Regions from separate parts of the Homo sapiens genome. Here region 2 is linked to region 1. Evidence: chromatin contacts called from ENCODE Hi-C or POLR2A ChIA-PET data. All regions are on one chromosome and are shown on one strand. Each heading gives the region's core, a stretch centred on a gene start or an enhancer-like site at or near the end of the contact. The rest is flanking DNA. Distances are from core to core; before and after follow the strand shown. Region 1 overlaps LOC105379178 (a long non-coding RNA gene). Region 2 overlaps FSTL4 (follistatin like 4).

Region 1 (7,320 bases), core at 2,158-4,657:
CTCACCCACTGACAGCATCTGTGCTGCAGGCCCCAGCTAGCATCTTGTCAGCCTTATCTCTCTCCTTTCTCTGCCCTGAGCTTTCTACTCCAACTACTGGTCACTCCCTGCATGTCTGTGGTCCAGCTGTCCCCTTTGCCTCCAGCTCCCTCACCAAACCCTCTCTCTACTCACTTATGCAACCGACATGCACTCATCCTTTACCCCCGCACCGCTCCTGGCTACCACCTCAGGCTGCTCCCTAGCTCCTTGTACTTCTCTTATTGCTACCTTGCACGTTGATTATTAATTATCTATTTACCTGTAGGCCCCGCTAGACGAAGAGCTGACCGCTCAGAGAATGGTTACGAAAGGGACAAACAAGCCAACAAACGAAGTCCAGTCTCCCCATTTGTTGTAACCGCCGGGTCCCCTTTGGTTGCCATGGCACTTGAGGCCAGAAAGTCCTCAGCTCCCAGGTGAAGTCCTCCACCAGCTGCCCATTCCTGGGGGTGGATGCCGTGACAGCCACGCCAGATTGTCAGGTGATACTTATTTTGTAAACTCAAATTAACAGGAAGCAATTTCATTAACAGATAGTGCTGCTTGAGGAGCTCCAATTTAGGGCTTATTTTTAGTGTCCTTAAAAGCTGTGTGGAGCAAGCTGAAGCGCTGGATCTGATTTAATGGAAATTGACTGACATGCATGTCTCACTCGGGTACATCGGAGACCCTGAGGCCTTTCCCTTGGGCTGTGAAGGCCCCTCCAAGCCACAGAGCCATTCTCCACTTTGAGGACAGGGGTGGAGAGGGGCAGACAGGGGTGCAGCTTGGCTTGTGGGTACCATTAGAGAAGGGACCTTAACCTGGCAAACATCTCCTCCACCCTGGGGAAGCTTTCCACCTGGCCAGGAAAAAGACACACGTGGATAAAGAAGTCACAGACGTGCCAACTACTCAGCGAGGCCAGGGAGCCAGGAGCATCATGGAGATAAGCCAGCCGCCCGGAGAAGAGCTGCTCCACACACTAGCACTGGCCACAACCAAGCTAGGGCCAAGTCACATAGCCCACAAGACACAATGTCCTGTGTTCAGAAACAGTTCCAGAGAGATACCAAACTTTCTTTGGCATTTCTTCAGAAACGCTTGTGCCTCTCCCTCTCCTCCTACTCCTCACCATTGTACTCAGCCTCGCTCTTTCCACCTCCCGCCCACAACCTCCATCACCCGCAGCTGTTTGTGATGTGAATCAGCAGCCCCAGTTATTTCTCCTTTACCCGTCACCCGGACTCTCTATCCACAGAACAAAAGCAGCAGGCTCACCTGGGAGCTTGTTAGAAATGAAACTCCAGGACCCCACTGAAGACCTATGGAATCTGAAACTTGGAGGGCGGGCCCAGTCATCTGTGTAACCAGGCCCCCAGGGGATTCAGATGCACACTCGAGCCACTGCTTTACCTCAAAGGAGAGCCTGGGAGCTGGTCCACAAGGAGATTCCTCCCACCCTTTCTCCTCCACCTCTCCTGTGTTGTCTCTTCTGCCCATTTTCCAGATTGGGCATTATAGAAATCTGCAAAATAAGATGACCAAGACCGAACTTGTAGACAGTGATGAATGCCAAGGGGCAATCCTCTTTGAAGGAAGGGGGGAACCCTCATACACCAAGAAATCTTGTCTTTTTTTTTTTTTTTGAGACAGAGTCTCGCTTTGTCGCCCAGGTTGGAGTACAGTGGTGCAATCATGGCTCACTGCAACCTCTGCCTCCCAGGTTCAAGCAATTCTCATGCCTCAGCCTCCCAAGTAGCTGGGATTACAGGCACCCGCCACCACACCAGGGTAATTTTTGTATTTTTAGTAGAGACGGAGTTTCACCATGTTGGCCAGGCTGGTCTCAAACCCCTGACCTCAGGCAATCCACCTGCCTCAGCCTCCCAAAGTGCTGGGATTATAGCATGAGCCACCACACCCGGCCTTCTTGTCTCTTTTATGCCATGCATATTTGGCCTCTCCACCACAAGTTAGGCAAGGAAATAAAACTGGGCCTCAGGAGCCTCACACGGAGCCCAGGCATTCTGAAGCTCTTCCTCACTTTTCTACAGCAGATGTCCAGGATTCAGAGGCAAATCGCTGCTTTCTAGGAGTCTCTACCCACAGCTACAGAACTCCACCTTGAACAGGGGTCAGTGTGTTGTTCCTGCTCCTTGCTGAAGCTACTAATAGGATCACACGAGGCTGAGTCCATTGGACTGGCTCAAGTCAAAAGGAAAGAGGGACCTCCGTTCCTCCATCCAGGTGGGATGGATTCACGTGTCACCCCAGGGGCAGGAAGCAGCACTCCCTCCCCATCCGGGGACTATGACCATGTCACACGGGAGGGCGGTACATCTTTGGTTCTTAGGTTGACTTTCTACCTTGTTCCTCTGGAGCCTGGGCTCCTGGTGGGGTAAGGACAAGAAAGGCCAGGAGGCTATGGTAACTCGGACTACTTATGTCTGGGTCAGCTACTCTGCACTTTAAAGGGCAAGTTGCACACCTGTTGTGAGCAATACCTTTGTTCTTCCTGTCTTCAGTGCCTTCCGCATGCATCATCTCACATGCCGGACAGGCCTGGTGTTACCCCCGTTTTACAGGCGAAGGAACTGAGGCTCCTATAGGTTGTCTTTCTCAGTCAAAGCACAGTCCATGATAGGCATCTCCTGGGAACTTGATAGAAATGGACTCTTCGCCGGGCATGGTGGCTCACACCTGTAATCCCAGCCCTTTGGGAGGCCAAGGCAGGTGTATCACGAGGTCAGGAATTCAAGACCAGCCTGGCCAAGATGGTGAAACCCCATCCCTACTAAAACTACAAAAATTAGCCGGGCGTGGTGGCAGGCACCTGTAATCCCAGCTACTTGGTAGCCTGAGGCAGGAGAATCGCTTGAACCCGGGCAGCAGAGGTTGCAGTGAGCTGAGCTCGCGCCACTGCACTCCAGCCTGGGTGACAGAGTGAGACTCCATCAAAAAAAAAAAAGAAAGAAAGAAAAGAAAAAAAATGGACTCTTCAGCCCCACTCTGACCTGCTGAATCAGAATCTGCATTTTAGCAAGATCCCCAGGTATACTGAGAAGCACTGGGCTGGGATCTACCTGAGGTCTGGGAGCAGTCCAAGATTCTTCTTTTTAACAGTGATGTCATACTTTGGGTGGTAAGGACCTAAGAGATTAGTAGCAAAAGGCCTACTTTCTTGCTTGAGCCCCTGCTTGCTAGCTTGAGGACTCTGTTAAACCATACTTATTTTGCTTTTAGCTACCCAGAAGGAGAGGAGGTGGCCGTCTGTGTTCTCCAAACTTCTGGGACTCCTCAAGGAGTGAAGTCTGATCTACGCACGGAACCAACCACCACGGCAAAGGAAGAGCGATGGCGCCCCCATGTGGCAACACAAGCACTGCGATTTCACACAAGACCAAATCAGAATTGGCCGGAGGGGAACGTCAGATTCTTAGGGAGTGTTACTCCAACTAATGCTACACTCAGGGCGACTTCTTGGAAGGCAAAAGCCCCATAGTCTAGCCATACAACTTTCCAGAAAAGTAGCACTCTTCAAAACAGCTGGCATTAAAATTCTTGGCTCTGCCATCCACCCGTTCTGTGAGACTCTTTCCTCATCCCCAAAAATGGAAGGTCTGATGACTTCAAAAAGAGTTTTACCGTTTTTCCCCTCATTGAAAATAATAGAAAACAGTAAAATACTGCATTTCTGCCTTCAAGTATTCACTGAGCGCCTTCTCCATTCCCTGCTTCTTGCCGGGCTGCACGGAGGCAGCTGTAACCCAGGCAGAGTCCCTCCTTCAGTTGTGGGATGTAGAAGACAAGGACAGGACCAGTCACAGAGGAAAGACCTTCACTCATGCTGCGGCCTCCTTTACCACTGCATGGGCCCTTTCAACTTTCCTAACCCAGACAGCTCACCGGCTCCTCATGGCAGCCTTACACGGGTCCTACAAAGCTCCCCACTGGCACTCCTGAAAGGTACCCTATAACTGGAACCATCCTTTTGTGGAATATATACTGACCCAGCTCATCCTTAGAAATCCTTTGCTGGGATTTACATCCTGGAAGCTGGGCCACTGACTGGTCTTCCAAGACCATCTGTTTCCAGCTTTCTCTTCTGCAAGCATTAGCTGAGTCTAATTTAAATAATAGATATTTTAAAATACATTTTAAAGTTCATGTAGAAAAAAAAATGGGAGACCTCCAGTATGTGGTGAGTAAAGGTCTGCTTACTTGTGATAAAGTACTTGCAGTGCTTTCTCTCCCTCAACTGATCCAGGACTCCAAATCTAATAGTCCATCTCGCCCTTGAAGGATGTAAACCCAGACACACTAGTGAACAGGCCCGATAAAAACACAGCTTTCTGTAGTCTTTTCTGTGTTGTGTTTGAAGCTGGCGAATGCCACTTACGAAGGGAGAGTAAAGAGTCTCTACTCACCCTGTCCTAATGACGTGTGCTGAAACTGGAGGAATAAGGTCAGGATTAGCCTGGCACTTGCCCATGGATATTGAGCAAATCTGGAAAGCATTCTGTATTTTTTTAAATACTCTGAGGTCTTTCCTTCCCTGATCCTCCAGAAATTTACACCCTCCTTTATCTTTCCAGATGTGTTGCTTGTACCTCAACTTGGCCATTTTCCCTATTTGCCTCCTAGACTGATGCTTAAGAAGTCACCTCTTTAGTTTCTACACTTCTTGCAATATCTGCTCAAAATAGCAGTTCACAAAAACAGTGGCATTCCAGGTTAGAGGGTCATGGCCCAGGGCTGCCCCAGCCAAAGCCAAGTACATCCAAGGAATGTACTGGCAACTCCAAGATTCCCAATGGTCTCAAGTAAGTGGTGGGAACCATCCCCATTTACACACAGGACACTGCCCAACCTCCTTTCTCGCAGACTGATGCCTCATTTCAGAGGCCAAGCTTCTTTTTTTTTTTTTTTTTTTGCTTTTTTTTTTTTATTTTTTTTTTTTATTTTTTTTTTTTTAATTTATTTTTTTATTGATAATTCTTGGGTGTTTCTCACAGAGGGGGATTTGGCAGGGTCATGGGACAATAGTGGAGGGAAGGTCAGCAGATAAACAAGTGAACAAAGGTCTCTGGTTTTCCTAGGCAGAGGACCCTGCGGCCTTCCGCAGTGTTTGTGTCCCTGATTACTTGAGATTAGGGATTGGTGATGACTCTTAACGAGCATGCTGCCTTCAAGCATCTGTTTAACAAAGCACATCTTGCACCGCCCTTAATCCATTTAACCCTGAGTGGACACAGCACATGTTTCAGAGAGCACAGGGTTGGGGGTAAGGTCACAGATCAACAGGATCCCAAGGCAGAGGAATTTTTCTTAGTGCAGAACAAAATGAAAAGTCTCCCATGTCTGCTTCTTTCTACACAGACACGGCAACCATCCGATTTCTCAATCTTTTCCCCACCTTTCCCGCCTTTCTATTCCACAAAGCCGCCATTGTCATCCTGGCCCGTTCTCAATGAGCTGTTGGGCACACCTCCCAGACGGGGTGGTGGCCGGGCAGAGGGGCTCCTCACTTCCCAGTAGGGGCGGCCGGGCAGAGGCGCCCCTCACCTCCCGGACAGGGCGGCTGGCTGGGCGGGGGGGCTGACCCCCCCACCTCCCTCCCGGACGGGGCGGCTGGCCGGGCAGAGGGGCTCCTCACTTCCCAGTAGGGGCGGCCGGGCAGAGGCGCCCCTCACCTCCCGGACAGGGCGGCTGGCTGGGCGGGGGGGCTGACCCCCCCACCTCCCTCCCGGACGGGGCGGCTGGCCGGGCAGAGGGGCTCCTCACTTCCCAGTAGGGGCGGCCGGGCAGAGGCGCCCCTCACCTCCCGGACAGGGCAGCTGGCTGGGCGGGGGGGCTGACCCCCCCCACCTCCCTCCCGGACGGGGCGGCTGGCCGGGCGGGGGGCCGACCCCCCCACCTCCCTCCCGGACGGGGCGGCTGAGGCCAAGCTTCTTGACCAAGTACTCAGCACCTGCAGCCTCACCTCAAGCCCCTTCACCCCACCCAGCTCCCACCCTACTGAAGCATCTAACCCTGCTGGCCACTGCCACATCTCACATCTCTAGCTCCCTTCCTCCCAACATGCTTTATGCATCATAACTCCTCTCTGGCAGTTCCTTCTTTCAAAGCTTTTACTTCCTCTTCCTAACACATCTCAACACAAGCCTTCATCCCGTCAATGAGGAACACGACTCCAGCCCCAAAAGCTTCCATCCACACCCACCTGGAGCTTCGATGTCTCAACCCCACCCAGGAAAACTTCTCAATCTAAACTCCCACCACATCTCCAATGACTCAAGACTAGAAGCTCCACATGTACAATCATATCCCGTATTCTAGGTTTGAAACCTTGGAGCCATTCTTCTTAAAACACACTTCTAGTTTTCTTAACATTATAAAATTCCTAAATGCTTTTATTAGTGACAGGAGGCGGTGGGGGGTAGGGGCTTGTCTCCCCATGTTGCCCAGGCTGGTCTTGAACTCCTGGACCCAAGAGATCCTCCCACTTTGGCTGGGATTACAGGCATGAGCCACCATGCCTGGCCCTAAATGCTTATTGTAGCAAACTCTGAAAACAGAAACAAGCAAAAATAAACAATCACCCACAATCCCACCCTAAAAACCACTTCATCTGGGAAAATCCTTCTGGCTTTTTTATTGCAAACCCATTTAATGTTCTTTCAAAACATGAGAGGCTATGTAGTTTTATAACCTACATTGTGTGTGTAAAAATGTAGGCCAGGCATGGTGGCTCACACCTGTAATCCTGGCACTTTGGGAGGCCAAGGTGGGCAGATCACAAGGTCAGGAGTTCGAGACCAGCCTGGCCAATACAGTGAAACCCTGTCTCTACTAAAAATACAAAAATTAGCAGTGCGTGGTGGCGCACGCCTCCAGTCCGTTACTCGGGAGGCTGAGGCAGAAGAATCACTTGAACCCGGGAGGCAGAGGTTGCAGTAAACCAAGATCCCGCCACTGCACTGCAGCCTGGGTGACAAAGCGAGACTCCATCTCAAAAAAAAAAAAAAAAAATACACACCTTTCTGTTAAAGCCACTTAAAATTATTGAAATAGATCAAGTGTACATGAGTACACTATCAAGTCAGATCAAAAAACAAGCATCACCAAGCCTCACATCATGTTGTCACTACTCCACAAAGAGTAACTACTATCCCAACTTCTAAAGCATGGTTTTCAGCTGGAACCATGCTTACATCTTCCCTCTTCCTGCAGGTACCAAAACCAGCAATTTTCCCCTTCATTTGGCTGTCCCCTCAAAGGTGGACTAAGTCCCAC
Region 2 (7,320 bases), core at 3,085-5,584, 260 kb before region 1:
CTGACGTGAATTTGATTGCCTCTCAAGGTTCCATCCAACTCTAAAGTTTTGGGACTCCAAGATTTCTGTCTGATCTGTGGTCCCATGTCACCTAACACTGTCATAGGCCTGAGTTGTTGAAATGAGGGGTGCTTAGTCAGTCTGGTGCTATAACGGATTATCATAGTCTAAGTGGCTTAAAGAAATTTATTTCTCACAGTTCTGGGGGCTGGGAAGTCCAAGATCAAGGTGGTAGCAGAACTGTGTCTGGTGAGGGTCCTCTTCCTGGTTTGCAGATGACCATCTTCTTGCTGTGACCTCACATGGTAGAGAGAGAGAGAGAGAGATCATCTCTTCCTGTCTTTTTTTTAAAAGGGTATTAATCCCATTCATGAGGACTCCATCCTTGTGAACTAATTACCTAACAGACACCTCACCTCCAAGTATCATCACATTGGAGATTTATGCTTCAGCATATGAATTTGGGGAGACACAAACATTCAGTGCATAGTTAGGGGTTTTTGGTTTGCTTGTTTAACTGCCCACCAAGAATATGATTGGAAAGTTCATATTTAACCAAGATGGTAGTACTGTCACAATTTCTTTCTAGAAGAGATAATATTAAAAGACCATTTCATCTGCACAGCTCAATTCCACAGAGAAGAGATGGTGAACTCAGGCTTGTCTCTGGTAAAATCATTGTGTGCCCTGGGCCCAGAACCCCTGTGTGGACCCCTTTCCTCCCTTCAGCTCCACCAGTACAATGGACCCTTGTCCAGAAAGGGACTTCTCGTGAATAAATTTGCCTCCATAATGACCGAATAGGAGAAAGTTGCACATCTAACCACCTGTAATTATCAAATAAAATCCTTTGTGCCCAGGTCAGTAAGTCTGAGTGTGGGCAGTTGGAGGAGGATAGGGAAGCCAGGGGAGGGGGCAGGAGGACCTTCCCAGATCCTGTGAAATCACCCTTCTAAGTTACCACTCAGGACATGGCTAGCTAGATTAATGTGGGGCTCAGGGTTTCCCTGCCCAAGGGACTTCATTTCAGGTCAGGCAGAGGCAAGCAGCTTAGCCCTCACATCTGTGCTGCTGAGTGTGGTTACTGCAGGAGAGAGCTGGAGTCTAAGGGAAGAAACTTCCCATGCTTCCTGAGGGGTGGGGATAACTCTGAAGCTCTGTGACCAGTTCTATTTAAGCCAACATAGAGAAGGGCATCATGCTGCTGAAGGTAGAGGCAAGTGATGCTTCATCCTGAGATTTTGGGGACCATTGCTGCTCAGGTGCTTGTGCTGTTCACCCATCTTAGTGCCCCACCCAGGGAGATGGAGGGTGCACTGTGGCCCCAACCCAGTCTACATGGACTAGGTTATGATCAAGGCTTCCCAAGAAGGGAGGGTAGGTTTGGTGGGGTCTGCCCCAAACAGTTGTTCAGTGTGGGGCCAGCATCCCACACACCCAACCTGGTGTTAAGTTATGGATCAGCTTGGCCATGAAGCAGTATATTCCAGCTCACTCATTTTCACATTGGTGCTGCCGCCTGTTCACACTGGTTCCTTCTTGTATGTGCATCCAGTGGATCTCTGCTTCTACATATAGCTCATTGTGCAACCCTCCCACATGGTGGTGTTACTCATGGATTTCACATTCTTACTCTCAGGATGTGTTTCAAGGAAGTTACCCTCGGAAAAAACTCTTCCAATCCCTATAATTCCCACAGTCCAAGATTCAAGGTGCTGACCGCCCACCTCCTGCATCACCCCAAAAGGCAGTGGGCTGGTGGTGTCATGTCAGCTCTTGTTGGCTGCAGAGCCCTGGGGGCTCTTCGTAATAGCCGCAGGCCTTCCTGGCAGGGATTAGAATAGTCCATTTGGGCTTCCTTAACAGAATAGCACCAAATAGGTGATTTAGACAACTATGAAAATTTTATTCCACCTTTTTGGGGTGGCTTCTTAGCCACCTTTTTGTTGCATGCTCACATGGCAGAGAGAGATCCTCTCTCATGTCTCTTCTGAGAAAGGCACTAATCCCATTCATGAGGCTCCCCCCACCTCCTAATACCTTCACGTTGGGGATTTAGGCTTTAATGTATGAATTCTGGGGAGACACATTCGGTCCATAGCAGCCAGCCATGATGTTCTCACAGGTGGGAGCTGCTGAGAAAGCAGCTGTGACAAAGAACATGAAGAAGCCTGTTACAAGGAGTCACCCTCCCTCTGGGCACAATTAAAGCAGAGTGCCCGGCCTGTATATGCCAGAAATTTCAGTTCCTCCCCGCTGGAGGCTCAGTTCGCACCATAAAATGCCACATTTGATATGCAGATTCCCTGAACTCTCCAGAGAGGAGCTGGCTACCCAAGGGGAAACAAAGGCTGTTCAGAATGTGTCTGGATCCATTCCCCCATAAGTGATGTTAACACTAAAACACAACAGCTCTCTTTCATCGGGCTGGTTTTATGGCTCCCACTCCAACTGTTGCTTGGAATTGTGGTTGTCCTCATTGGCTTTTTACTACCTTTAAAAGATCCTTTGCAGAAGCCTGTTGGCTGGCTTCCTGCTGACTCCAGGGCTCGTTGTGGAAAGGCCTGGAAGGTTGGCGACTAGGAGCCTTGGGCCATGACCCAGTCCTAATACCAAGGTAAACACTGAGCTCAGTTATGTGTTCTCTCCTTGGTGTCACGTGCTTAGGGGGATTCTGACACACAGGTGACCTCCAGGGGGCAAAGACTAGGATCACACACAGTCTAAAAACTTTATTCCACAGGACAATAAATTTTAAAAAATAGATAGATAGATAGATACATACATACATACATACATACATAGATACATAGATACATAGATACATAGATAGATAATTCCCCTGCCAGTCCTCAAATCTCAGCATGAAGCATTATCTCCCTGGCGGGAGAAACATGAAAACTGTCTCCAAAGCTGATGGCCCTTTACCTGGAAGTTTGATGAGGTGTGTTTGGCAGCCCCAGCAGGCACATGTTCGGCCTGTGGGTGGGTGACAGGGAGGCCAATTTCAAATGCCCTGCTTGTCAGTGTCATGGATTTCAATTCCTCTCTCCTGGAAGCAGTTTCCACCATAAAATGGTGAGCCTTCCAACAGCTGGGGCTGCCTTTGCAATGGGCCTCCCGGTGATGAAGTGGGCTTCCCGTCCCTGGGAGTGGACAAGCAGCAGCCGAGGCTGTTGGGGAAGAGGCGGAGGAATTTCTGCCCCGGGAGCGAGGTCTGACGATGAGGAGTCCTTCCAGCTCTAACAGACAGTGTTCATACCTCAGTGTTTTTCAAGCCCCAAATCAGTTTCTTTAATGATGCTCCTGTAACAAACAATGCCCAGTGATCGCTGAAACCATCTTTTTTCACACTTCAAAAGAATCTGAGAACAAAGGTGAAAATGACATTTCCTTGTCTGCCAACTGATATTTACGCACATGAATCATCTGACACATTCCGCATTACTTTACAGGCACTTCAAATGGAGGCTTTTCCCCTGGGAGCTCTTGTGTTGTGCCAGACAAGTGGAGGCCCTGTAGGGACACTCAGCGGCTCTCACACCCTAGACAGGTCCGTCCTGCCACCAGGAGTCAGGCCCACACTTTCCGTAGACCCTCTTCCCTCATGCTTGCTTTTTCCCATCCTGGGAGTTTTAGGGACACTAGCCATGATTTTAAATTTCACGAGACCTACATGGGATAAACCCTCAAGAGTAGATATGTTAAATGTCAGGAATGCCTCTTGCGGTGAGGGCCTTGGGAAAGCAGTGCTGGCTTCTGGGCAGCCCCAAAACATGGGCAGAGCTTACGTGGTCAGAGTCTCGGAGTGGACACCCTTTGTAGGTTGTGTGGCTCATTCCATTAAGTCCCAGAGCTGGCCGGTCTTGATGGCCTGGGGTTGGTGACCCTCTGAGTCCTCGGGACCGTTGGCCCTCTGTGCGCTGTCCCTCCATGCCCCATCCCTGCATGGGCCCTGCTTGCCAGCATTGCCCAGAACTACCCAGGCATTCAGAGAACCAGGCTGGTACTGGCCAGGGAGGCAGCCAGGGCCTCTGTCATCACAGGCCTGATGTCCAAGCTCACGTCTGTGCTGGGAACCCAGTTTGCAGCCAGTCATGGCAGGGGAGAGCCATCTCTTACCCTGGGTTGACTCAGCACCCCAGCACCCACTCGATGACCCCAACCTGCCTTTCCCTGTTGCTCCATGGGGCCAGTTGCCTTAGACCCTAATGAGTCTTTGAACTCTGGCTTTCTTTCCTTCTTCTCATTCCTGAAACCACCCCCTCTGCTCTGAGGGCGAGGCTGCCTGAGCCTCTGACTCACTGCTGCCTCACACCTGCCTACCCCTTCTCCCCACTTCCCACAGCACCGCCTCATCCCTCATTCCTTCTCTCCAGCTGGCGGGACAGGAGTCCAAACCCCAAGACTGCCCAAAGACCATGCTTCAGGACCCATGCTGCCCTTCCCCGAGCCTGTCCTCACACAACTCTGCCTAGGAAGCCAGACCACACAGGACCCTGAGCACGCTGGCTTGCCTGGGAGAACTACTGTCCTGTTTCCCTTCAGGCCTGGGACCCCTGTCTTACTTTGGGTATCCTCCAGCAGGCTTCCTGCCCAGCCATGGCTAATGTTTAAAAAAAAAATTAGGACTCTCCCACAGGGAGAGGCTCCTTAAATAGGATCCAGATGCTTCACTTTTAGAGAGGCTGGCCTGCAGGCAGATACCAAGTGAGGGGCCATCTCAGTCTCAGCCTGTCTCCCTGCCCACAGCCCAGCCTGCCAACCACAGCTGCCATATTCCAAGCGACCTTGTCATTTCCTCAGCGACAAGCAGAGAACTCTGGGCAGAAATCATGTTCCTCTTCTGCCCTGGAGAACTCTGGGTCTCATCAGGGCAGACAGAAAATATTAGGGCATGATTGAAGATGAAGGTTGTGGGGCTATGACCACATGCACGGTGACAGTTCAAAGGAGCTAGAACAGTAAGAGCTGGGTGGCCAGGAAGCTTCCTGGAGGAGGGGGATTGGAATCCAGTAGGATGCTCTTGGCTTGGGTGGGTGGAGGGCAGCCCTGCTAGATAGGACCAACCCCAACAAAGGGATCAAATCAGCAGCGCCTCACTGGCACCTGGGGAGGGAGGGAGGGAGGTGCTCTTCTACCTGTGTCATAGCTAGCTGCCCTGTGTCCTCTGCCACCAGGGATTCCTCAGCTCTGAGACTATCTGGAGTGGGGTGCCTAATGGGTTAACTAAGCCCTGCTGATGCCAGGTGACAGAACCCACCCAGTAAATCAAATGGCACAAGTGTGTTGCCCTTAATGGTGTCGTTTGAGGCCAAATGAGCCTGCTAGAGTCTCTAAAATCACACTGTGTAGGAGGCGCCCACCTGTCAGAATGGGGCCCACCTAAGCTGAGCATTTTGTGGAGAATAAGAAAGTAGGTGCCTGGGCAGTGGGAGGGGCTGTGTCAGGCTGGGTGCCAGGACTTGGTGTTCTAACCTCACCAGGTTGTGACGGAACAAGCCTGGTCCTCCCACCCAACCCCCTGCCAGGTGGCTTCAGTTTCTCCCTCTGTGCAATAGAGGGGATTGGCCTTACTGTTTTCTCAGTCCCCTTCTCATCATGATATTCTGAGACTCTGCTGTGAGTGGCATGAGATGTCTCGGTGTGGCTCTCCACCCAGGTCCTGCTGAGGAGACACAGGAGCAATGAGCCCAGGGAGGGGATTAACAGAGGGACCGCCCATGCTGCAAATTAGCAAGATACCAGCTGCCAAATGTAACAACTTGTGTAATTGGCTTTTTGTTTTATTAAGAGGCATGATTCTCTTTAGCCAAGCCTCAAATGCCAGATGGGCATTAAACTTTGGAAGATACAGAGATTAACATTAACAAGAAAAGGACAGACTTGGGTAGCTTTGGAGGCTGGTGGTATTCAGCAGGCCATGTGTGGGTGTGCCTGCCAGAACCCTGCATGGAGACCAAGCCAGCCTTGGAAGTCCATCCCTGAGGCTTCTTCGTCTATTGGGATGGGTACCTACATTTGGCTCAAGACTGACTTTTCCCAGCATAAGACAAACTGAATCCCTGAAGCACCGTCTGCTGGAAAATCCCCTTTATGCAGAAAAAGCCAGTTGGCACTAGGAAAAGTCCTGGCCTGCCAGCTGATCTTTATTCAGTGAAATAGAATTATTAGAATGGGCTAGATGACAAACCAACATGTCCACAGTTGGGGGACAAAGAGGGGACCAAGTAGACTTTGGCTTGGAGGGTCCAAGTACATCTGACAGCAAGGCCAAGGGCACAGCTGCCCATGGGGCTAGACTACAGGAATGACTACCCACCGGTTCTGTTCTGGTGCACGTTTGTTTCCTGGCTCAGGAATCTGTGTGTGATGCACCTCCCGTGCTAGGGAACTCAACTGGGCATCAAGAGACCTGAGTTCTCCCAGGCTCTTCCTGTTGCTCTTTGGACCTTAGTTTCTACAGAGGTTGGCAGTCCCCTAAGGTACCCTCACTTCTGACATCAGCTGCTCAATAATTCACCAAAAGGATTCACAGAGCTCACAAAAACCTTTATGCTCATGGTTATGGTTTATTACAGCACAAGGAGACATTAAGATCAACAGAGGGAAGAGGGGCATGGGGCCCAGAAGAGTTCCAAGCACATAACTCCCCAGTGTCCCCTCCCAGTGGAGTTGTGCAGACAGCACTGGTGTGTGACAATACACTCAGAGCACTGCCAACCAGGGAAGCTTGCCTGAGCCTTGGCATCCAAGGATGTTACTGGGACTCAGTCACATGGATATGGCTGGCTGGCTGGCTGCATGGCTGACCGTAGTGTCTGGCCTTCCAGAGGTTGAGCTGACACCACATGGTCCGTGGCCTCCCACCATAAATCACATTGTTAGCATAGACTGTGTCATGGCCCAAAGCCCCCAGCTAAACAAAGATGCTCTTATCAGGCAGCACAGTCCAAGGGCTTAGCAATCCCCTCCCAGGGGCAGGGGGCAAAGGCCAGAACTCCCCTTGGACAAGGGTATCTTTCTTATGCAGAGGCTAGATGAGATGGTCTCCTGGTTCCACCAAAGTCTTAGACTCTGGGATCTTGATCCTGCCTGTTGGATCTGGGTTTATTCACAGCAGAACATGGAGAACAAAGTTCCAGCCAAATGAAATGTGAAACTGTGTTAGGTTTCTATTCAGGTACATCCTGTGTCACCTGTGGAACTGTGTTTGATTTGTTCTCTCCCAAGGATCATAGCTGGCAGGCTCTTTAAAACCATTAGCTTACATTTCCTTTTCTACTCTCCTGATCTTTGTTTCCAACTCCTGATGTGGCC

Evidence for each region. A loop is a pair of places that touch in the nucleus more often than their neighbours do. ChIA-PET counts read pairs that join two places held with the same protein, here RNA polymerase II (POLR2A). Pooled maps may share reads with other maps.
Region 2: a map of naive thymus-derived CD4-positive, alpha-beta T cell shows a loop between it and region 1 (6-fold over the local background). The contact joins two enhancer-like sites. A Hi-C loop is called at or near these places in 6 of 168 maps with a recorded cell type or tissue (IMR-90, Jurkat, mammary epithelial cell and 2 more), 10 of 37 single-sample maps with no recorded cell type and 14 of 50 pooled maps. POLR2A ChIA-PET finds 5 or more read pairs at or near these places in 3 of 52 experiments (IMR-90, K562 and activated T-cell).

The regions. Positions count from the first base shown.
Region 1 is chr5:133,107,463-133,114,782 of GRCh38, reverse strand. It overlaps LOC105379178 (a long non-coding RNA gene), which reads left to right. Exons shown (of 3, transcript XR_948792.2): 2 at 308-524; 3 at 3,268-3,715. Among named protein-coding and RNA genes, the nearest start is that of HSPA4, 59 kb to the right of the region's middle. RefSeq lists an enhancer at 6,217-6,266. Within about 2 kb of position 3,407, at least 2 of the 41 ENCODE cell types and tissues checked have a DNase peak (open chromatin) inside an H3K27ac peak, as active enhancers do.
Region 2 is chr5:133,367,730-133,375,049 of GRCh38, reverse strand. The region is part of intron 4 of FSTL4 (follistatin like 4); the gene reads left to right. The region is part of intron 1 of LOC124901068 (a long non-coding RNA gene); the gene reads left to right. Among named protein-coding and RNA genes, the nearest start is that of CTB-3M24.3, 16 kb to the left of the region's middle. RefSeq lists enhancers at 3,706-4,240, 3,343-4,542. Within about 2 kb of position 4,334, at least 2 of the 41 ENCODE cell types and tissues checked have a DNase peak (open chromatin) inside an H3K27ac peak, as active enhancers do.